Regions from separate parts of the Homo sapiens genome. Here region 1 is linked to region 2. A link is a loop called in an ENCODE intact Hi-C map of the cell type or tissue named here. Cell type or tissue: gastrocnemius medialis. All regions are shown on one strand. Links, peaks and the distances in the headings refer to the core of each region. The heading gives the core; the rest is flanking DNA.

Region 1 (5,371 bases), core at 167-5,166, 180 kb after region 2:
TAAGGCCTAAAATGAAGGCCTACTATGTGCCACCGTGACAACTGGTAAAATTGGGAGGGCCTCGGATGGTCTAACCACAAGTTCCCCCTCCACCTCTGTTCCTGTGGATAAGGTCCTCTGGCCAGACAACCTCCTTATCCGGGAGACCAGATGCAGTTCCTGCTTCTCTCTGAGTTTCAGTTCCCTGCCAGCCCTCAGAACTATTCAGCCAAGTCAACCACGTCCTCCCATGGGCAGCAGGGGCACCTCGCCCTCTTGGTACTACAAAGCCTGCTTCCACAGCCCCAGGTGGTTCACATTGCTCCTGAGTGTGACTCCCCTGTGGCTGGTGTGGAGTGCTGAGTCCTCCCTGGGGCTGTGAGCATATATGACTGATAAACTGCTGTCAACATATCTGTCCAGTGCTGGGTGTCAAGTGTTCACGCATCCCGTAACCATAGGGTGACATCCTCCCGCACTAATGGGGTGAAAAAGAATTGATTAAAGCACCTTAAGTTCTCCCAGTGGTGGGGAGGCTTGGTGGCTGGCCAGGGCTTGCAGAGCCAGTGAGGTAAGACATCCAGCAATGTGTACAAGTGGGAACTGGGCCTAGGGCTCCCTCAGCCTGAGGCTCTATTCCCGAGAAAGGCTTTCCCCATGGGGCTGCCCCAGGCCCAGAGGTCTGGACCACATCCACTTACTTTATCAGGCCTCTTATAGATTAAAAACCAAAGACATACCAAGATGCGGATATAAATCCTGTGGCAGGTTTTAAATGCTTACATTTAACAAATAACTGCTCCTAACATTAAAACCTCACTTGGAACCATCCCCAACATCTAAATATAAAGAGGCAATTGTGAATGTGAGGCTTAGGCCAGGAGGCTCCCTGCCCCCGGCCACCAGGCTGAGCCCCGTGTCTGGAGGGGCAGCATGTGGGCCACACTGCCTGCACCAGGCCTGCCCAACGACCATGCGGCCAGGGCTCCCCTCCCTCCTCACCCCTTCCTTCATTCCTCTTCTTTCCCTGCTCCTCCCTCCTCCTTCTCTATCCACTTCCCTTCCTCCTCCTCATCCCCACTTTCTCCTCCCACCCATCTTTCTCTCTCCCTGTACCCTCCTCCACTGCCTCTCCCCTCCGCTCCCACCCCCGCTCACACATCTGAGCCCTGAAAGCCTGTGGGGACCTTGTGGTCCCAGGTGGGCCCAACTGCTCACTGCTGCCTAACCCTCTCCCTCCCACCTGGGACCTGCTGGGTTGTGGCTTGTCCTAGGGGCGCCAACCTTCCAGATCTGCATGACCAGGTCTTCACTTTAACGCTGCTGGTGTGGTCAGCAAAGCCTGGACTCGTCAGGAAGGGCTTCATGATGCAGGAACTGCGGCGAGTCCTGTACCTTCGCTGTGGCCTCACCTCTGTGTCTCCTGACATCCTGACACAGCCTGGAGCTTTGCCTCCCCACCTGACACTCCCGACACCCTAACAGACCACACTGCCCAGTTGCCCTTGCCCACGAAGGCCTCACCTCTCCACAACCTGCCTTGTAGAGTGTAAGGTGGCCTCTCTGTCCCCTGTGGCCCACTCCGGGTGACTGACACGATGGCACCAACCAGGATCCTGCAGGGCAGGCACCGCCTCTCCTGCCATCCCACTCCTGCCTGGCTAAAGATCACAGCCCAGTGCTCCCAGCTGTATGTCCTCAGGACACCCTGGCGCAAGGTCTGGCTGGCCCTTCCACTTCCTTCAGCTGGACTGAGTTGTGGAGCTTGCCAGATGTTTCCAGAGAGGTGAAGGGAGGTCTCAGCTGTTGGAGTATGGGTGCTTCTAGTTTTAAAGAGGTGTGGGCTCTGCTAAAGTTTCCGTCTTTCATTCAGTCACACTCCCTGCACACCCACGGTGTGCCAGGCCCCATGCTAAGTGCTAGGGATACAGGGAGCAACAGCCAGACAGTGCCCTGTCCTCAGAGCTTTCAATGATGGCAGGCATTCAGCCAGCAATGACAATGATACTCAACAATGAGTATATAATAACTATTAGAATTTGAGGGACACAGGAGTGTACACCAGGGGCTCTGATTTCATCCAAGCCAGGGATGGAATGATAGGGGAAAGCCCATCTGCACAATTTTGGTTGGGATTTGAGGGGCAGATAGAAGAAGCTGGTCAAAAGAGTAAGAAAAGGAGGTCCTGTGGGGTCCTGGCAGGCAAGGGACCCCACAGGGAACCTGGGTTTCATGCATATGAAGTCATGGAAGAAGGCTCCTGTGGCCACAATGTGGTGAGTGGGGGCGGCCAGCAGGCTGAAGTCAGATCCCCCAGGCCTGGGATGCAGACCACTACTTAAGGCTGAATTGCTTCAGGTGGAATCCTGGTGCAGGGTCCCAGGCCTGACCCCAGAGGCTGGCTCCTCCCCAAACTGCCCCCAGCCATGTGCTCTGTTCTTTCATGGTCTCAGAGAAGAAGCTGGTCAGGACAGAGGACCCTGAGGAAGGGCTCTCTGTTTAGACAGCTCCTATCCCACTCCTTCAGGCCAGTCCTGGTCATGCTCAGGACATGGACCAGGAGCAAAGCGCCATGCTCTGCCCCTCCCTGCATGTGCCAGCCCCACTGGTCACACCCCGATGGCCCTTACATACTTACAGCTGTGCCACTGGGTAATTTAGCTCCCAGGGGTATTATATTTAAGGTTTTGTCAACAGGCTATTTATAAAATGCCTCTCAGGCGTGGAGAGGAAGCTCAGAGGGAGTAGGGGATGGGCACACTGCTCCTCCAGAATTATAGAGCTGCTAGAGAACCAGCTAGGACTGCAGAGGCAACAGGAATGTGTATGGTCATCAAGGTGGCTGTGGTCCGAGGACACATGCCCACCATCCTGGCAGCAGGGTGGCAGGTGTATGTGCTGAGACTGGCCTGCACTCAGGCTGTTCTCTGCACTGGCCACCTCAGGCCCCTCGCCCTCCCCATCTTCAGTTGTTCAGATCCCACCATTCTTCAACATTCAGCCAGGATGACCCCTCCTCCCCAAACCCCCACTGATTCTGTGGCTCCTCCTCCAGTACTGTGGCTCCTCCCCTGGTTCTGGGCTCCTCCCCCGGTTCTGTGGCTCCTCCTCTGGTTCTGTGGCTCCTCCTCTGGTTCTGTGGCTCCCCTCCCGGGTTCTGTGGCCCCTGCTCCGGTTCTGTGGCCCCCTCATCAGGTTCTGTGGCCCCTCGTCCAGTTCTGTGGCTCCTCCTCTGGTTCTGTGACTCCTCCTCTGGTTCTGTGGCTCCTCCTCTCGTTCTGTGGCTCCTCCCCTGGTTCTGTGGCTCCTCCTTCGGTTCAGTGTCTCTTCATCCGGTTCTGTGACTCCTCCTCTGGTTCTGTGGCTCCTCCTCCAGTTCTGTGGCTCCTCCTCTGGTTCTGTGACTCCTCCTCTGGTTCTGTGGCTCCTCCTCTTGTTCTGTGGCTCCTCCTCCAGTTCTGTGGCTCCTCCTCCAGTTCTGTGGCTCCTCCTTCAGTTCAGTGGCTCTTCATCCGGTTCTGTGTCTCCTCCTCTGGTTCTGTGGCTCCTCCTCCAGTTCTGTGCCTCCTCCTCTGGTTCTGTGGCTCCTCCCCTGGTTCTGTGGCTCCTCCTCTGGTTCTGTGGCTCCTCCCCTGGTTCTGTGGCTCCTCCTCTGGTTCTGTGGCTCCTCCCCTGGTTCTGTGGCTCCTCCTTCGGTTCAGTGGCTCTTTGTCCGGTTCTGTGTCTCCTCCTCCGGTTCTGTGGCTCCTCCTCCAGTTCTGTGACTCCTCCTCTGGTTCTGTGGCTCCTCCTCCAGTTCTGTGGCTCCTCTTCTGGTTCTGTGGCTCCTCCTCTGGTTCTGTGACTCCTCCTCTGGTTCTGTGGCTCCTCCTCTCGTTCTGTGGCTCCTCCCCTGGTTCTGTGGCTCCTCCTTCGGTTCAGTGGCTCTTCGTCCGGTTCTGTGGCCCCTCCTCTGGTTCTGTGGCCCCTCCTCTGGTTCTGTGGCCCCTCCTCCGGTTCTGTGGCCCCTCCTCTGGTTCTGTGTCTCCTCCTCCAGTTCTGTGGCCCCTCCTCCGGTTCTGTGGCTCCTCATGACCTTGCTGTTATCACAGCTCTACAGCTGGCTCCCACCATGGTTTAGAGAAAGGCCTCAGCTCCACGAGGCAAACAGGCAAGAGCTTTTTTTTGTTTTTTTCCTCTCCCTGAAAATCCCATAATTTGGGGTCACTTTTGGCTCTAAGGATGATGTTATCTTCAGGTATTAAAGAGTCTTATCTAGTCCAGCTAAAATCAAAACTTTATACAGCACTGTGAATATATTATCCTACTGAGCTATACACTTAAAAAAATGATCAGTAGGGTAAATTTTTATCTGTATTTTACCACAATTTAAATTTTTAAAAATCTAAAAACACTTTACTCTCACAAGCAATCTTAGCCTTTTGTCTCCCTCACTCAAGCCTGCACCTCAGCTCAGGGACTGGCAAGGGGGGCCAGTGGGGGTACATTGTTTAATGACATGAGATGAGTGGCTGTACTAGTCAGAGTCCTCCAGAGAAACAGAACCAATAGCAGCCATATATACACATAAAGAGTTTGTGAACATGGCTACTGAGAGATGGCAGACAGATTGAGAGAGAGAGAGACTTCTAAGGAATTGGCTCACATGATTATGGGGTCCGGCAAATCCAAAATCTGTAGAGCTGATGTCCTAGTTTAAGCCCAAAGGCCAGAAGTCGCTGTGGAACCAGGAAAAGCCTATGTTCCAGTTCACAGGCCATCAGGCAGAAGAATTCTTAATTGGGGGAGGGTCAGCGTTTTTGTTTTATTCAGGCCTTCAACTAATTGGATAAGGCCCAACCACGTTAAAAAAGATAACCTGCTTTACTCTGTCTACTACTTAAATGTTATTCTCAGCAAGGTGTGGTGGCACATGCCTGTAATCCCAGCATTTTGGGAGTCTGAGGCAGGTGGATCACTTGAGTCCAGGAGTTCAAGACCAGCTTGGGCAACATGATGAAACTTACATCTCTGCAAAAAATACAAAAATTAGCCAGGCATGGTGGCACGTACCTGTAGTCCCAGCTACTCAGAGGCTGAGGTGGGAGGATCACTTGAGCCTGGGAGGCAGAGGTTGCAGTCAGCTGAGATCGCACCACTGCACTCCAGCCTGGAGGCTGGGCAATGGAGCGAGATCCTATCTCAAAAAGAACAAGGCCAGTCTGGGTAACACAGCAAGACCTCATCTCTAGAAAAATAAAAATAAAAACTTTGTTTGATGTGGTGATGCACATCTGTAGTCCTAGCTGTTTGGGAAGCTGAGGAAGGAGGATCACCTGAGCCCAGGAGTTTCAGGCTGCAGTGAGCTGTGATCATGCCACTGCACTCCAACCTGGGTGACAAAGCAAGACTC
Region 2 (5,371 bases), core at 312-5,311:
CCATATTGAACAGCCAAGATTGCCATGGCCAGTCATTAGAGAGACAGATGCTCCCACGATCGGTGGGGCGTCTGCAGCAAGAGGCGCAAATTCCGGTAGCAGATGGAGGGGGAGGGAGCACGGATAATCAAAAACAAACTGGAATTATTGACTGTCTGAGAGGTGTCGGGCAAAATAGACTGCACCTAGAATAAATAGTCTTTTTACAAAATGCTTTTGGGAGGTGCAACAGCAATTTCTTCTTTCTCTGCCCAAAGCTGTCTGCCAGAGGGGCACAGACCAACTGTTTCTGATGAAGGCTTTTTGGAGTCATGGGTGGGTTTTGGATCTTTATCTTACTGAGTCTGATAAATCAGTTGCTAATGGATCAGACAAAGGAAGACTCACTGGCAGGTCAGCAACATCATCCCTTCTCCACCGTCTCTGCTGCTAATGGAAGCTGGATGGCAAAGGCTGCCAGAACGCTGGCAGGAATCGTGCAAGCCCCGCCCTTCCAGGCACACTGGAGATGCTGTCCACCTGAGATGCTAAGCCATAGAAGGTGCTGAAAGGGCAACCAAAAACCTAGACAGGCGAAGGGATTGGGCCTGCCTTTGCCCAACCTGCTCAAAACACTCTGTCAGGACTGGATCCTTGGTTGTGGGCCTCATTTTGGGTAGAATCTTAAAAACCAAAGGAGTTATCTATCTCCAGCTTCAAAGAGCGAAGTCAGCAGCTTATGATTAAGCCAGCACTATGGGCCCCTGGCTCAGACCCCTGGGAGTGAGAGAGAGGGCAGCAAAGGCAACGGGCACTATGGCTGAGCCTATAGGTTTTCCCAGTAACTGCCTGGCCACAATCCCCCTCTCATAAGGTCAGGAGTTTGAGACCAGCCTGGCCAACATGGTGAAACCCCGTCTCTACTAAAAATACAAAAGCTAGCCAGTTGTGGTGGCGGGTGCCTGTAATCTCAGCCACTTGGGAGGCTGAGAATCACTTGAACCCGGGAGGCAGAGGTTGCAGTGATCTAAGATTGCGCCACTGTACTCCAGCCTAGGCGACAGAGCGAGGCTCTGTCTCAAATAAAATAAAATAAAATTAAATTAAATTAAATTAAATTAAAGGGCTTCCTTTCCTAGCATTCGTGGAAAATAACTGAGATGTGGAATTCTGAAAGTCCTCTTCCACTGCCTATATAACAGTGATCATTTGTCACTGTGCAGGGGTCATAGGGGGCAGGGGGGTCAAGGGTCAGTGCTGCCAGCACAGACACCCCAGAATCTCACACAGAGAAAAGCTACCACAGCCTGTTACTGGTCGACCAGCTCTCTCCCCTTCTAATGAGGTCAAGTTGCAGTTATTTTCTTGCGCTCTGAGCCCCACACTTTCTTTCTTCATGTGAATGTGGATTTTCAAGAAAGAAAAGAAAAAACAAGACCTCTTTGTGATTCTCATACTATTTTGATTCTAAGTATAATGGTTGTTATGAAATAACCCCTTTAAAAGAAAACTACACCACAATGAACCAGCTACCCTTATATAATCAGAAAATGTAAATATGTTATAACAACAAAAAGAAAAAGTCTTTTTGTGGTCAAGACCAAAGTTACCTGTATGCATTATTCACAATAAAGGCAAACCAGACTTGCTCCCAGGCCCACAAACTGAAGGGGCAGCCTTCTCCTCTGCTCCCTGCTCTGCATCTTGCAAACAGGGAAATGAGATCTGGAGGGTTCTTTTGGCTCCTTATAACCAGAAAATGAAAATTGGACCCTGCTGAGAGTCACAAAAGCCCCAGATGGGCATGTGTCCACTGGCAGGCATGGTTACTTCTACTCAGTGACTTAACAGCCCTCATCACTGATGCTTGTTCTCCCAACTCCTCTGAAATAAGGGAGGGTGGGACCCAGGAGTCCCTAATCTCAGGTGGCTCACATTGCCTGGTTCCCCCATCAAATTGGCCACTCGATGAGCTGGAGAAGATTCACAGACACTTATATGGGAAACTGAGCTAAGCCAGGTGGTAACTCTCACTAGGGGCTGGCCAGGGGACTGGACACATGGTTCCAGCCAGCTGTACCACTCAATAACTATTTGACCCTGCCTGGACTTATCCCTTCTCTCCCCTGGGCCTTTGTGGGTCCACATTTGTTCTGTGTGTGTGTGTGTGTGTGTGTGTGTGTGTGTGTGTGTGTGTGTAGTGGCAGGGAAGGTCTGGCCCAGACATTCTGTGACCATAACCAACTCTCCCCATTCCTGCATAGCATCAGGTAGTGAGTGGCTGTCTGGGCACACCAATACAGTGAACCATAGTGCAGCCCAGTGTTTAAACTATGGACTTTAAATGCAGATAAGCCTAGGTTCAAGTCCCAGTTATGCCCCTTAACTTCTCTAAGCTGCAGTTTCAGCCTCTATAAAATAGGATAAAAAAGGAGATTGCAATAAGAAAATGGCTGTGAGTGTTAGCATAATGACTAATAGTGGGGAACCCAGGCAGGAAGCTCTGCTGTACCATTCGTGCCCTGAGGATATCCCAGCCCCATGTTCCGCCAACAGTGGAGACAACTTATACACAGCATACAAAGTAATCAGAGTCAGACAAGAGAATTTGACTTACAATTCAATCATCCAACTCTAGACAAGAGAGCAAACCGGAACCACCTCAGGGAGCCTAGTCTTCATTTTGTAATAAGTTAGTGAAGAAAATAAATACAAACTATCAATTTTTATCCTAGTCATAATGAAGTTTATTAGAAGGTATAATTGCTATGAAATAGAACTGACAATGATTAAAATTCCACACTGCACACTTTGTTAGAGCTAAAAGATATATATATATAAAAAGATCAAAATGTCCTAATAAAATTTAGATCTGCAAATATTTGTCCACGTAAATTGGATTTGAAAGAAACAATGGCCACACAAAAATTCACAATGGCAGAAGTTATAATGGATAGTTTGATAGATGTATTCAATCCTCCCTGTATAGTTTACACAAAACAGAATTAAATTCTTTGAAATAATTTTAGTAAAATTAGTATTACAAATAAGTTTACTAGACAGGATAGAAAACTGATGAAGGAATTAAACTAGTTTAATGAGGCTCACCTCAGAAAACCCACTATGTCTGCATTCATAAACACCAAGCCCAAGAGACCATGGTCAAAATACCTGTCAGGTCCACGCTCTGGGGACAAAATGCCCAGTGCTCACTAGAGGGCAGTATCCTGAGCCCAGTGGAGCTCAGACGTGTGAAGACAACATGTTGATTCTGCTCTAACTCTAGAGCCTACCGTTTAAGACAGACATTCCTGGACACCATCCACCTTTCCAGCCATCCCTCCCACCTTCCCCCACACCCTGAAGTCAAACTGGATTATTTTAGCCTGGGTTCCTTCGTGTACATTATCCCCTCTGTCTGGCAGGTCTTCCCATACCCCACTTCCCACCCTTCCTTCAAGACCCAGCTCTTGCTCCTCCTCCTCATTGCCTCCCACATGGCCTCCATCCCCCTGCAAGCCAGACCTCACCCTTCCTCATAGGCTCCTCCTGCCAAAGTCACCAATGACCTCTTCGTTGCCAACTCCATGGAAACTCTCAGATTTCCTTCTCTACCCATCACTCCCTCCTTCTGGCAACCATTTCTTTCTAAGTTTCCATGACCCCTTGGGCAATGCAGTTCCTTTTGGCCAAGGGCAATTCCTAGAAAGGGATGCAGCTGTGAGCTGTTATCAACCTACACCCAGGATAGCACTCTCACTCTGTCCCAGTTGCCTGGAAATATCATTTTTATTCTCTCTAAACATTCTGATGACCAAGAGCTGGTCCCGGGACAATAAAAGCAGCAATGAACCTGCCCCTCCACCTGCTATAGACAGGATACCACCATTATCCTTCCTCCACCAGCTCTCTTGGCTCAGAAATGGCCCTAAACCCAAAGCAGTAAAACTCAAGCACCTCTTCCATCAGACCCTCACATCCTCTCCTCCCCCTGCCCACCACCTCTCACACATACTCTAGACCTCACCCACATTTCAGCATACCTCAAATCTTGGCATAAATGTGCACTCCCCTTTTTCTGCCTGATGGGCTTCTACTTGCATCTTCAAAATCCAGCCCCAGCATCACTACCCAAAGCACCCTTCTCCATGTAGATCATAGCCAGCTCTCTGCTTTACAGGAGGACTGTTTCTTAGCACTGGGAGCTGAGACTCACCTTCCACAATGCTTTGGACTCCAAGGGGAGCACCTGGCGGGTATAAGCATAAAACAACCCTGTTCTTTCTCACAACTGTCTCTCTTCATCAAACTGTGTTCAGCCCATCTTCTCTTCCCAGGGAGAAAATCTCTGGCAAATTTCACAGCTGTTTGGTCACTGTCATTTATCCATTTCACAAATATTACTGAATGCCTACTATGTCCCAGGTTGCAGCAACACACAATGAACAAAACAAGAAGCAAAATGCAACACAACAGAAACAAACTTCTTGCCTTCACAGAGCTTACATTCTAGTGGAATACACAGGCAGTAAGCAATACAGTGCAGAGCATGTTAAGTAGGGAGGAGGCAGCTGGCAAGAGCGGGCTTATAATTTTAGTCAGGCTGAGAAAGTGGTGTTTGGGAGGAGACTCTAGGAGGAGAGGAAGGGAGATGCACAGACACCTCAGGCAAGGCATTTCGGGCAGGAGGAAGAGCAGGCACAATGTCCTGGGATGGGATGTGCCAGGACACCAGGGAACCTGGGTGGCAGGAGTGAGGTGGAGGGGACAGTAGCAGAAGATGCAGAAGGGGTCTGCAGGTCCAGTTCACATGGAGCCGTGCCATCATAGGACTGTGGCTTTTACTCTGTGTGGCAGAAAAGCCACTGGGGATTCCAAGCAGAAGAGGGACCTGATTTGACCCACATATTAAGGGGTTCAATCTGGCTGCTAGTTGAGAAGGATCATAGGGTAATAAGTGCATAGCCTTTTGGTCAGAGTTTTAAAGCTCTAAATTCCACCAGTTTAAGGTTTCCTTCCCCCAGTTCCAGCCCACCACGGGAAGAGGGGTTGTCAGGGGCTTCTGCATACCCCACCTTGGTCTTCACTTCTTCTCACACCCACTGAGTGCACCTGGCCCTCCGGCATGGAGGTGGGGGAGGAGGGTGCGGGATAGAGGCAGGGAGGGTAGAGTTGTGATTTGTCATTGGTGCTGTCTGGACATAGCAGGTGCTATATCCGGAGCATTTCTTCTATAGGCATTGTGGTGAGGTTTTTTTCTAACAGATCTTTCACCATCCCTGGGGGGTTGTAGTGGGAGGGTCTCTCTCTTGCAGTCCTCTGGCATGGATAATGCCTCCTCCAGCTGCCCACTTCAGAACCCCCTCAGTAACCAGTTTCTGGGAATCTACCA

Evidence for each region. A loop is a pair of places that touch in the nucleus more often than their neighbours do. Peaks named below come from ENCODE experiments on the same cell type or tissue, not always from the same donor. Only the 100,000 strongest peaks of a DNase experiment are listed, where the experiment ranks them.
Region 1: a loop joins it to region 2, with 4 times the contacts of the local background. A loop is called at or near these places in 16 of 110 quality-filtered maps.

Annotation. Positions count from the first base shown.
Region 1 is chr5:133,932,737-133,938,107 of GRCh38, forward strand. All of the region lies in intron 3 of LOC105379182 (a long non-coding RNA gene), which reads right to left. Among named protein-coding and RNA genes, the nearest start is that of WSPAR, 22 kb to the left of the region's middle. RefSeq lists enhancers at 432-1,059, 522-581. In gastrocnemius medialis, for the core only: no CTCF peak of the experiment used is centred there; a DNase peak (open chromatin) is centred at 2,575.
Region 2 is chr5:133,751,551-133,756,921 of GRCh38, forward strand. It overlaps a transcript of FSTL4 not described here. Among named protein-coding and RNA genes, the nearest start is that of FSTL4, 140 kb to the left of the region's middle. In gastrocnemius medialis, for the core only: a CTCF peak has its summit at 3,191 (motif pointing right); no DNase peak of the experiment used is centred there; H3K27me3 peaks cover 225 bases.